Regions from separate parts of the Homo sapiens genome. Here region 1 is linked to region 2. Evidence: chromatin contacts called from ENCODE Hi-C or POLR2A ChIA-PET data. All regions are on one chromosome and are shown on one strand. The core of a region is the stretch at or near the end of the contact, and the rest is flanking DNA. Distances in the headings are between cores, read along the strand shown.

The links. Hi-C counts contacts between places; a loop is a spot of excess contacts on that map. ChIA-PET counts read pairs that join two places held with the same protein, here RNA polymerase II (POLR2A). Pooled maps may share reads with other maps.
Region 1: a pooled map shows a loop between it and region 2 (2.6-fold over the local background). The contact joins the promoter of SNU13 here to the enhancer-like site in region 2. A Hi-C loop is called at or near these places in 7 of 50 pooled maps. POLR2A ChIA-PET finds 5 or more read pairs at or near these places in 6 of 52 experiments (AG04449, CD8-positive, alpha-beta memory T cell, OCI-LY7 and 3 more).

Annotation. Positions count from the first base shown.
Region 1 is chr22:41,684,641-41,690,330 of GRCh38, forward strand. It overlaps SNU13 (small nuclear ribonucleoprotein 13), which reads right to left and starts at 4,227. Exons shown (of 3, transcript NM_001003796.2): 1 at 4,154-4,227. The coding sequence starts at 4,156. It also overlaps the pseudogene C22orf46P. RefSeq lists enhancers at 3,427-3,596, 4,147-4,326 and a silencer at 3,708-3,907.
Region 2 is chr22:41,399,079-41,405,345 of GRCh38, forward strand. It overlaps TEF (TEF transcription factor, PAR bZIP family member), which reads left to right. Exons shown (of 4, transcript NM_003216.4): 4 at 1-248. Among named protein-coding and RNA genes, the nearest start is that of TEF, 20 kb to the left of the region's middle. RefSeq lists an enhancer at 3,390-3,534 and a cis regulatory region at 3,456-3,469. Within about 2 kb of position 4,958, at least 10 of the 41 ENCODE cell types and tissues checked have a DNase peak (open chromatin) inside an H3K27ac peak, as active enhancers do.

The DNA of each region.
Region 1 (5,690 bases), core at 2,977-5,476, 280 kb after region 2:
GTATGTAATATTACCAATGTTAAAATTTGCAGGGCTTGCTTTATGGCCAATTTTCAAAAACGTTCCATGTTTGAAGAGTGTATTCTGAACTGGCTGCAGTGGCTCAGGCCTATAATCCCACCAACTTGGGAAACTGAGGCTGGGGACTGATTGAGGCCTGAAGTTTGAGACCAGCCTGGGCCACACAGTGAGACCCCCATCTCTAAAAATATTTAAAAACTTAGCTGGGGCAGTCCAGGCACAGTGGCTCACACCTATAATCCCAGCACTTTGGGAGGCCAAGGTGGGTGGCTCTCTTGAGGTCAGGAGTTCAAGACCAGCCTGGATGACATGGTGAAACCCCCGTCTCTACTAAGAATACAAAAATTATCTGGGTGTGGTGGCAGGCACCTGTAATCCCAGCTACTTGGAGGTTGAGGCAGGAGAATGGCTTGAACCCGGGAAGCGGAGATTGCAGTAGGTTGAGATGATGCCACTTCACTCCAGCCTGGGCGAAAGAGTGAAACTCCATCTCAAAAAAAAAAAAAAAAAGAATTACACCCTTTTTGTTGTTGAGACAGGGTCTCACTCTATCACTGAGACCAGAGTGCAGTGGCATGACAATAGCTCACTGCAGCCTCGACCTCCAGGGCTCAAGCGATCCTCCTGCCTCAGCCTCCTCAGTAACTGGAACTACAAGTGTGGGCCACCACTCCTGGCTAATTTTATTTTATTTTATTTTTTATTTTTTGAGACGGAGTTTTGCTCTTGTTGCCCAGGCTGGAGTGCAGTGGCACAATCTCGGCTCACCGCAACTTCTGCCTCCGAGGTTCAAGCAATTCTCCTGCCTCAGCGTCCTGAGTAGCTGGGATTACAGGCATGCGCCACCATGCCCGGCTAATTTTTGTATTATTAGTAAAGACGGGGTTTCACCATGTTGGCCAGGCTGGTCTTGAACTCCTGACCTTGTGATCCGCCCACCTCAGCCTCCCAAAGCGCTGGGTTTACAGGCATGAGCCACTGCACCCGGCCAACTCCTGGCTAATTAAAAAAAAAATTGTTTAGGCTGGGTGTGGTGGCTCACGCCTGTAATCCCACCTCTTTGGGAGGCTGAGGCAGGCAGATCACTTGAGGTCAGGAGTTGGAGACCAGCCTGACCAACACGGCAAAACCCCGTCTCTACTAAAAAAATACAAAAAATAGCCGGGCATGGTGGCACATGCTTGTAATCCCAGCTACTCGGGAGGCTGAAACAGGAGAATCGCTTGAACCAAGGAGACAGAGGTTTCAGTGAGTCAAGATCGTGCCACTGCACACCCAGCCTGGGTGACAGAGCGAGACTCTGTCTCAAAAAAAAAAAAAAAAAAATTTGTAGAGACAGGATCTCACTATTTTGCCCTGGGTGGTCTCCAATTCCTGGGCTAAAGAGATTCTCTCGCCTCAGCCTCCCAATTTCTGGGATTGCAGGCTTGAGCCACAGTGCTTGGCCACATCCCGTCTTTTAACTGGAGCACTCAGTCCCTTTACATATTTAAGTATTGGTATAATGGTTTCAAATTTTCCTTCTTTTGTGCCTTCTATTTGTTCCACTTGTTCTGTTTCTTTTTCTTTCTTTCCTTTCTCTGGATTTATCATTGCATTTGCACTATTTTCCCCTCTACTGATTTGGAGTTTATTCTTTTATCTTTTTTTTTTTTTTTTAAGAGACGGCATCTCCCTCTGTCGCCCAGGCTGGAGTGCAGTGGCGCAATCTCGGCTCACCGAAACCTCTGCCTTCCATATTCAAGGAATTCTCCTGCCTCAGCCTCCCGAGTAACTGGGACTACAGGCATGCACCACCACGCCCAGCTAATTTTTGTATTTTTAGTAGAGATGGGGGTTTCACCATGTTGGCCAGGTTGAACTCCTGACCTAAGGTGATCCACCCGCCTCGGCCTCCCAAAGTGCTGGGATTACAGGTGTGAGCTACCACGTCCGGCCATACAAATGTTTTATTTGATACTACAGTAGGGATTTTTTTTTTCTTTGACACAGTCTTGCTTTGTCACCCAGGCTGTAGTGCAGTGGCATGATCTCGGCTCACTGCAAACACCGCCTCCCCGGTTATAGTGATTCTCCTGCCTCAGCCTCCTAAGTAGCTGGGATTACAGGCACGCACCACCACGCCTGGCTAATTTTTGTATTTTTAGTAGAGATGGGGTTTCACCATGTTGGTCAGGCTGGTCTTGAACTCCTGACCTCATGATCCACCCGCCTCAGCCTCCCAAAGTGCTGGGATTACAGGCGTGAGCCACCGTGCCCAGCTGGAAATTTTGGTTAATAATTTATCACAAGTTTTATTTATTTATTTTTTTGAGACGGAGTCTCAAACTGTCACACGGGCTGGAGTGCAGTGGTGTGATCTTGGCTCACTGCAACCCCCGCCTCCCAGGTTCAAGCGATTCTCCTTGCCTCAGCCTCCCAAGTAGCTGGGATTACAGGTGCCCACCACCACGCCTGGCTAATTTTTTTGAATTTTTAGTAGAAACAGGGTTTCACTATGTTGGCCAGGCTGGTCTCAAACTCCGGACCCCATGATCCACCCGCCTCAGCCTCCCAAAGTGCTGGGATTACAAGCATGAGCCACCGCGCCTGGCCCTGTTGCATGTTTTAAAATAGATATACTTAGAAATATTACATGGAACCCCCAAAGTATGTACAACTATGATATGTCAATTTAAAAAAACTTTAAAAATTGCCATTGTTTCCAACAACCCATTCTCTGGAAATCAGGATTCTCAAATCTCAATAAACATCAAATTCATAAAAGAGGAAGACTTCAGGAATCTGAACAATCATTAAATACCTAAATGTTTCACTATTAGTCAACAAAAAAGTTAAACTCAATTTTAAAACCAAACTAGCTTATAAACACTAATTGAAACTTGCTTAGGGTGTATTTATTTGCCTTTCAATTTCTTCAGGGGTTAAATAAATTAACGAATGATATCATACCACCAGCCAACCTAAATCCCTACCTAGCATGATCAGTTTGGTTTCGCTGTACACCAGACAGCCAAAACTTGCAAGGTTTTGATTGAACAACAAATACTGCGTGCTTACTCTGTACCAAGCATCAGGACTAGATGTTTACCATGCTTTATTTCATTTGATCCTCACAACACCCTCATGCACTGTCATCCCCATTTTACAGTTGAGGAAAACTGCAAAGTTCAACCTGAGACCATCCGATTCCAAAACGTTTCAGGGAGCTGCGTTAAAGCGAGCACTGAGTTTGGAAGCTTCAAGTTCTAGGCTCAGCCACGTACTAAGCTTCAAAATGCATGGGAGGAGGTTTGTGGGGAGTGCTACCGCCGGGATCCAAGCTCCACTGGAAGGATTAACTATAGAAGTTACAGTGCTTTACAAATTCTTCCCTCCTCACCAAGTGCCAACCAAAACTACTACGCCAGGACACACGTTTTAGAACTTTCCCTAGATGTTTAAAAGTCAGAGACGACCAAGAGTTTAGAGACGCCGCACGTGGTGCTACCAGACTTCTGGTTTTTGAAGCCACCGCCTTGCAGGAGAAGCCTTTCCTGCACTCCAGGCCGTGAGTCGCGCTCACTTCATGTTCCCCACAGCCCCCAAATGCCAAAGGCTCCTCTAGGTCCCTGGCGCGTGTGACTCGCGGCGGGCACTAAGCGCAGACCCATGGGAGATCTCCTCCTGAACCCCAGCAACGGGGGTGGGGTGAGGTAGGGTGGGTAGGAGAGGTTGATCCGAATCCCAGGGTCCCACGCCATCGTAGATTTCGTATGAAAAGAAACAAGGAAAAAAAAAAGTTGGAGCCAAGTTTTCTTCACCCAACTTTTTGCCCTCTCCCACGTGGGTTGGTCTCTTTCTCCCAGGCTGGGCCATGCCCCCTCCGCTCGCTGCAGGCCTTTTGCCAAGCAAACAGACCGTGCGGCAAAGCAACACAGCTGCGGGGATCCTAAGGTTTCCTGAGTTCTAACCTCGGGCCAGGCTGCTGGGACCCCGCCGCTGCTGGGGTTCTAACTAAGGGCCCGGCGGTTAAGACCCAACGCCGGCGGATGAGACGGCGCAGGCTCTAAGCCTCCATCTAACAGGCTAGGGAGTGAACGCAACCCTGAGTCTCCCGCTTCCCGGTCCCTCGGCCGGCGCACGCACTCACCATGGCTGCGGTTCCGCGGGCTCAGCACTCCTAGGGGAGCGCAGCTGACGTTTCAGAAGCACTCGCGTGCACCGGAAAAACTCACAGAAGCAGCAGCGGAAATGGCCCCGCGCGGCAGGAAGCGAAGGTGACGCTACGCGAGCGAGTGGGCCCCGCCCTCTACGGGGGCACTGGCGCGGAAACTGGCCCTGTGTCGAAGAAGGAACGTACTTTGGCGTTCTTATGAGCTGCCTAGTACAAATTATTGGCAGAAACAATGAATTAAACATTCAAAAAGTAACCCACCGGCCGGCCGCAGCGGCTTATGGCTGTAATCCCGGCACTTTGGGAGGCCGAGGCGGGCGCATCACCTGAGGACAGGAGTTCGAGACCAGCCTGGCCAACATGGCGAAACCTCGTCCCTACTAAAAAATACAAAAATTAGCCAGGCGTGGTGGCGGGCGCCTGTAACCCCAGCTACTTAGGAGGCTGAAGCAGGAGAATCGCTTGAACCCCGGAGGTGGAGGCTACAGTAAGTTGAGATCATGCCACTGCACTCTAGCACTCCAGCTGAGGCGACAGAGCGAGACTCTCAAAAAAAAAAAAAAAAAGGCCGGCCGGGTGCGGTGGCTCCCGCCTGTAATCGCAGCACTTTGGGAGGCTGAGGCAGGCGGATCACTAGGTCAGGAGATCGAGACCATCCTGGCTAACACAGTGAACCGTCTCTACTAAAAATACAAAAAATTAGCCGGGCATGGTGGCGGGCGCCTGTAGTCCCAGCTACTCGGGAGGCCGAGGCAGGAGAATGCCGTGAACCCCGGAGGCGGAGCTTGCAGTGAGCCGAGATCGCACCACTGCACACTGCACTCCAGCCTGGGCAACAGAGTGAGACTCCGTCTCAAAAAAAAGAAGAAAAAAAAGAGGGCCGGGTGCGGTGGCTCACGCCTGTAATCCCAGCACTTTGGGAAGCTGAGGCGGGCGGATCACCTGAGGTTGGGAGTTCGATACCAGCCTGACCAATATGGAGAAACCCCCGTCTCTACTAAAAATACAAAATTAGCCGGGCGTGGTGGCGCATGCCTGTAATCCCAGCTACTCGGGAGGTTGAGGCAGGAGAATCGCTTGAACTTGGGAGGTGGAAGTTGCAGTGAGCCGAGATCGCGCCATTGCACTCCAGCCTGGGCAACAAGAGTGGAAACTCGGTCTCAAAAAAAAAAAAAAAAATTCCAGCCACTAAACAGTTAAGGCCTGGCTCATTATAATTGGCTGACGTCCCTGCCTGCTCAGATATTTAATATTTTGAATAGAACTTTTGGGTAAAAGAGTCTTCAGGGTAACATTTATTTTCCCACCAACACTGATCCTAAGATGGGAAAAGTAATTCCCCCACAGGAAATCAGGATACTGCAAGCAACGAGAAAGGCATGTTGAGTGGTTAAACAAGAATACATGTATTCAATACAGTGTTCATTAAATGTTTGATAATAGAAGGACAGGCAGATCCAAGTATTTCATAGGAAGAAAGAAATCAAGCAGACCGCAGGTTATATCACCCCAT
Region 2 (6,267 bases), core at 3,708-6,207:
GGGGCTCTGTGTCCTTCCCTGGGAGCTGGCATTCCAGCGGGCCCCTCTCTTTACCTTTGTTGGGGGAAGGAGGCAAGAGAGAAATTCCTTCTTCCCAGCCAGAGAGGGCAGAAGCAGACCGTAGCCCATTGGCCTTATGTGCGTGTGTGCGTGCGAGTGTGTCACTGCTGGTGGGCCGGAGTGATGTGGTGGGAGGGAAGCCGGGAATGTATCCTTTTCAGACAAAATTAAATATTTTGAAATGAGAATGTTGGGATTGTCTTTTCTGTCCTTCTCCCCACCCCCAACCCTGAGTTTCCTCTCTTGAGTGTTGGCCTAGGAGCTGGAGAGTCAAGCTGGAAAACTTTTATCTCATTAGAATCCACCCCAGACACCCCCTTCATCACAGTCCAGACACTCTTAGCATCTGACCCCAACCACTCTGCCTCAGTTTCCTCATCTATCAGATGGAAGTGATTCTCGCCTTGCTTATATTGAGGAGGGACAAATATTAGACCAAAAGCAGTTTGAACAGGTAAAGGTGCTACACAACTAGAAGACAGGGAACTGCTTATGACAAGTGTTCTCGAATAGAGAATGCGTGATGGCAGCTCTGTAAAGAAAAGAAAGGGCTGGGCGCGGTGGCTCACGCCTGTAATCCCAGCACTTTGGGAGGCCAAGGCAGGCAAATCACAAAGTCAGGAGTTCGAGACCAGCCTGACCAATATGGTGAAACCCCATCTCTACTAAAAATACAAAAAATTAGCCGAGCGTGGTGGCGGACACCTGTAATCCCAGCTACTCAGGAGGCTGAGGCATGAGAATCGCTTGAACCTGGGATGCAGAGGTTGCAGTGAGCTGAGACCATGCCACTGCACTCCAGCTTGGGCAGCAGAGCGAGACTCCATCTAAAAAAAAAAAAAAAAAAAGGAAAGGACAGGCACGGTGGCTCACGCCTGTAATCCAAGTGCTTTGGGAGGCCGAGGCAGGCAGATCACTTGAGGTCAGGAGTTTGAGTCCGTTTGAGTCCAGCCTGGCCAACATGGTGAAACCCTGTCTCTACTAAAAATACAAAAATTAGCTGGGCATGGTGGTGCAGGCCTGTAATCCCAGCCACTTGGGAGGCAGAGGCTGGAGAGCTGCTTGAACCTGGGAGGTGGAGGTTGCAATGAGCCAAGGTTGCGCCACTGCACTCCAGCCTGGGCGATAGAGCGACACTTGTCTCAAAAACAAAACAAAACAAAACAAAACAAAAAAAACCGAGAGGACTAAAGAGTTGGATCCTCTTGGTGGGACTCTTGAGGGTTTTCCTTTTCTCCTGTTCTTTGGCTATAAAACATTTATAATTTTTTTTGGGGGGGGGGACAGAGTCTTGCTCTGTCACCAGGCTTGAGTGCAGTGGTGGGATCTCGGCTTACTGCACCTCCGCCTCCCGGGTTCAAGCGATTCTCCACCTCAGCCTCCCAAGTAGCTGGGACTAGAGGCGCATGCTGCTACACCCGGCCAATTTTTTGTATTTTTAGTAGAGACAGGGTTTCACCATGTTGGCCAGGCTGGTCTCGAACTCCTGAGCTCAGGCAATCTGCCCGCCTCGGCCTCCCGAACTCAGGCAATCCGCCTACCTCCGGCCTCCCAAAGTGTTGGGATTACTGGCATGAGCTACCACGCCCAGCCTGCAAATATTTCTTTTATATATATATTTTTATTTTTATTTATTTATTTTTGAGACTATCGCTCAGTCACCCAGGCTGGAGTGCAGTGGTGTGATCTCGGCTCACTGCAAGCTCCACCTCCCGGGTTCACGCCATTCTCCTGCCTCAGCCTCCCCCAAGTAGCTGGGACTACAGGTGCCTGCCACCAAGCCCAGTTAACTTTTTTTTTTTTTGATTTTTTAGTAGAGACGGGGTTTCACCGTATCATCCAGGATGATCTCAATCTCCTGACCTTGTGATCGTCCCACCTCGGCCTCCCAAAGTGCTGGGATTACAGGCGTGAGCCAGCGTGCCCAGCCTGGCCAGGCTGGTCTTGAACTCCTGACCTCAAGTGATCCACCCACCTTGGCCTCCCAAAGTGCTGGGATTACAGGTGTGAGCCACCGCGCCTGGCCCCCTCTGTATTTTCTACTCTGCATGCAAATGCGCTCTCTCAAAGCGGAGATCTGTGCAGCCACGGCAAGCACAGGGGCATGGGCTTGAAACATGTCAAAGCTGTGAAATCTCTGTATGTATGGCAGAGCACTGGCTTTGGACTCCGACGGTCCTAGGATCAAACCCTGCCTCCATCACCAATTTGGGGTATGATCGTGGGCAAGTCACTTCCCTTCTCTGGGCTTCCAGTTTCTCACCTGTAGAATGGAACACCAGCGGCCGGGCGGTGGCTTACGCCTGTAATCCCAGCACTTTGGGAGGCCGAGGCAGGTGGATCATGAAGTCAGGAGTTCGAGACCAGCCTGACCAACATGGAGAAACCCTGTCTACTAAAAATACAAAATTAGCCAGGCATGGTGGCACATGCCTGTAATCCCAGCTACTCAGGAGGCTGAGGCAGGAGAATCACTTGAACCCAGGAGGCAGAGGTTGCGGTGAGCCGAGATAGTGCCATTGCACTCCAGCTTGGGCAACAAGGCGAAACTCCATCTCAAAAAAAAAAAAACAAAAGCAAAAACGAACACCAGCTTCATAAGACAGTTGTCCCACGAAGACACCTGGAGCAGGGCAAACACCACTCAGCAGCTGCCATTATGGTGACAGAGAGGAAGGTACGGACCTACATGGAGACCATCACCTCCAGTCCCAGCAGCTGCTGCCCATCGCGGGTTGTCTACCAGCTGGTGTGGGATGCAGCCAGGGTCAGACCAGCTGTGTGGTCTTGGACAACTTATCCATTTCCCTGAGCTGTTTCTCTCTCTGTCCAACAAGGATGCGCTACACAGGTCACATGTGCGTGCCTGACAGCACATCTCGACCCTTCTCCTTCCCCTCCACCCCAGCTCCTTCAAGGACAAATTCCGAAGCTGGACACATGCCCCCTTCCTTTACTGCACCCTATTACCAGACAGCCCTTCACACACTGCCCCGTGGCTGTGCCAGGCTGGCCCAGCTGGCAGCTCCTGACGTCAGCAGCTAATCCGGGAAAGCTGCCAGCCAGAGATAGGGGTGAGCAGCAAAGGAAATCAGAAACAGGTTTTAAGATGGGTGCCCCAACCCCCCAGCCAGCCCTCAGGGAGCTTTCATCAGCCTCTCACTTAAGCAAATCCTCGCAACCATGCGTCCTGATGCCCGGTCCCCTCAGGATTAAGTAAGTGCTGAGCAGGAGGCTTTTATTTTAAGCTGCAGCTCTGTCATCAGGAGCTAGGCACACAGCAAGCCACTGCCTAGCTGTCCCATAGGTTTCTCCAAACAGAGTAGTGGGCGTCCACTCAGGTCTGGATTTCAGGCTGACTCCAGGAAGTCCAGACTACAGGGAGGTAGAGGGGACGGGGCAAAGGTCAAGGATCAGAGGTAGAGGGGACAGGACAAGGGCCTCAGTGTGTTGCCTCCAGCTGGCCCTCCCTCTTAAGGCACAAGGCCCGGTGCACCATTCCTCACTGTTCTTATGTCTTCCCAGCGTACAGCACGCAGGACGGTGCTATGGTTTGAATGTCTCCCCAGAATATATGGGTTGGAAACTTAATCCCTAATGCAATAGTGTTGGGAGGTGGGTCTTAATGGAAGGTGTTTACATCGTAAGGCCTCCACCCTCACGAATGGATATAAAAGAGCTTGAGGTGGCTGGGTGCGGTGGCTCATGCCTGTCATCCCAGCACTTTGGGAGGCTAAGGCGGGCAGATCACCTGAGGTTGGGAGTTCAAGACCAGCCTGACCAACATGGAGAAAGCCCGTCTCTACTAAAAAGACAAAAATTAGCTGAGCGTGGTGGCGCACGCCTGTAATCCCAGCTGCTTGGGAGGCTGAGGCAGGAGAATTGCTTAAACCCGAGAGGCAGAGGTTGTGGTGAGCCGAGATCGGGCCATTGCACTTCAGCCTGGCCAAGAAGAGCGAAACTCCATCTTAAAAACAAAGAGCTTGAAGCTGCACGTTGGAGCTCTTGCTCCCTCTCACCATGGGATGCCTTCTGCCACGTTATGACACAGCAAGAGGGCCCTCACCAGATGCAGCCCTCGATCTTGGGCTTCCCGGCTTCCCGAGCTGTCAGAAATAAATCTCTATTCATACCAGCACAAAATGGGGCTGGATGCAGTGGCTCATGCCTGTAATCCCAGCACTTTGGGAGGCCAAGGCAGGCAGATCATCTGAGTTAAGGAGTTCGAGACCAGCCTTGCCAACATGGTGAAACCCTGTCTCTACAAAAATACAAAAATTAGCTGGGCATGGTGGCGGGCACCTGTAATCCCAGCTACACAGGAGGCTGAGGCTGAAGAATTGCTTGATCCCAGGAGGCGGAAGTTGCAGTGAGCCAAGATCATGCCATTGCACTCCAGCCTGGGTGACGAGCGAAACTCTGTCTCAAAAAAAAAAAAAATTTCCTGTAGAGACAGGGTCTTAACTGTATTGCCCAGGCTGGCCTCAAACTCTTGGCCTCAAGTGATCCTTTCACCTTGGCCTCCCAAAGTGCTGAGATTACAGATGTGAACCACCGAGCCTTGCCTTTCTTCCTCTCCATCCTTGGCACCCAAGTCTAGTTCTTTAACCCATTTGCTCCTCCTGGGTCTTCCCAACTCCTTCCTGTTTCAGAGCCATTGCACTTGCTGTTCCTTCTGCCTGGAGTGCGTGCCCCCACATCTCCTCAGCCTCGCTCTGTTCTCAGTGCCTGGCCTGCCCATGCGCAGCAGCAGTAGCTGCTCCCCAAATATCTGCTGACCTGGCTGTGGGGAGGATAACACCAGAGCTGGGTGTGACAGCGGTGTTGTATCACCACCAGGTGGAGCTGTAGACACGTCCTGGGCGGTGACCTCGGGTCCAGCCTCCAGATCTGTCCTCTCAGCAAAGCCTCCAGGGCCCTCCGTGCCAGGCAGTGCTGTGGGCACCAGCTGACTCAGCCGCCGCCCCTCCTGCCCTCCAATGGCTACTGGCATACGTGGTCCAAGGGCTTGCACAGAAGCCTGGGAGGAAGGGAGGGCTGGCTGCCGCCCAAGGCCTGTGCTTCTAGGCTCTTTCTGGGGAGGGAGGGGACGTGGAGGGAGTTGGGTGGGGATGGTAGCTCAGCCAGGCATCTGGGATGAGGGGTTCTGCAGAGGCGTCGGACTTGGAGTCTATCTGCTGCCTGAATTTGTATCCCACCACCCCCAGTCCTCCATATGCCTTTGACAAGCCTGGCTCTGAGCCTCAGTTTCCCCATCTGTCAAAAAGAGAGAATAGACTGGGCACAGTGGCACTTTCAGAGGCCAAGATGAGCGGATCACTTGAGCTCAGGAATTCAAGACCATCCTGGCCAATATGGTGAAACCCCATCTCTACTAAAAATACAAAAAAATTGGGGCCAGGCCTGGTGGCTCATGCCTGTAATCCCAGCACTTTGGGAGGCTGAGGCAGGTGGATCACGAGGTTAGGAGTTCAAGACCAGCCTGGCCAAGATGGTGAAACCCCATCTCTACTAAAAATGCAAAAATTAGCCGGGCGTGGTGGTGCGCACCTGTAATTCCATCTACTCGGGAAGCAGAGAATTGCTTAAACCTGTGAGGCAGAGGTTTCAGTGAGCCAAGATCGCACCACTGCACTCCAGCCTGGGCGACAAAGAGTGAGACTCCATCTCAAAAACAAAAACAATAACAAAAAAATTAGCCAGGTGTGGTGGCAGGCACCTGTAGTCCCAGCTACTCGGGAGGCTGAGGCAGCAGAATCACCTGAACCTGGGAGTCAGAGGCTGCAGTGAGCTGAGATTGCACCACTGCACTCCAGCCTGGGCAACAGAGAGAGACTCTGGCTCAAAAATAAAAAAAAGTGGGCCGGGCACGGTGGCTCGTGCCTGTAATCCCAGCACTTTGGGAGGCTGAGGCGGGCAGATCACAAGGTCAGGAGATCGAGACCATCCTGGCTAACACGGTGAAACCCCGTTTCTACTAAAAATACAAAACAAAAAATTAGCACTTGTAGTCCCAACTACTCGGGATGCTGAGGCAGGAGAATGGTGTGAACCCAGGAGGCAGAGCTTGCAGTGATCCGAGATTGTGCCACTGCACTCCAGCCTGGGCGAGAGCGAGACTGTCTAAATAAATAAATAAATGTTAAATTTTTTTTTAAAATAAATAAAGAATAAATGGGCCGGGTGCAGTGGCTCATACCTGTAATC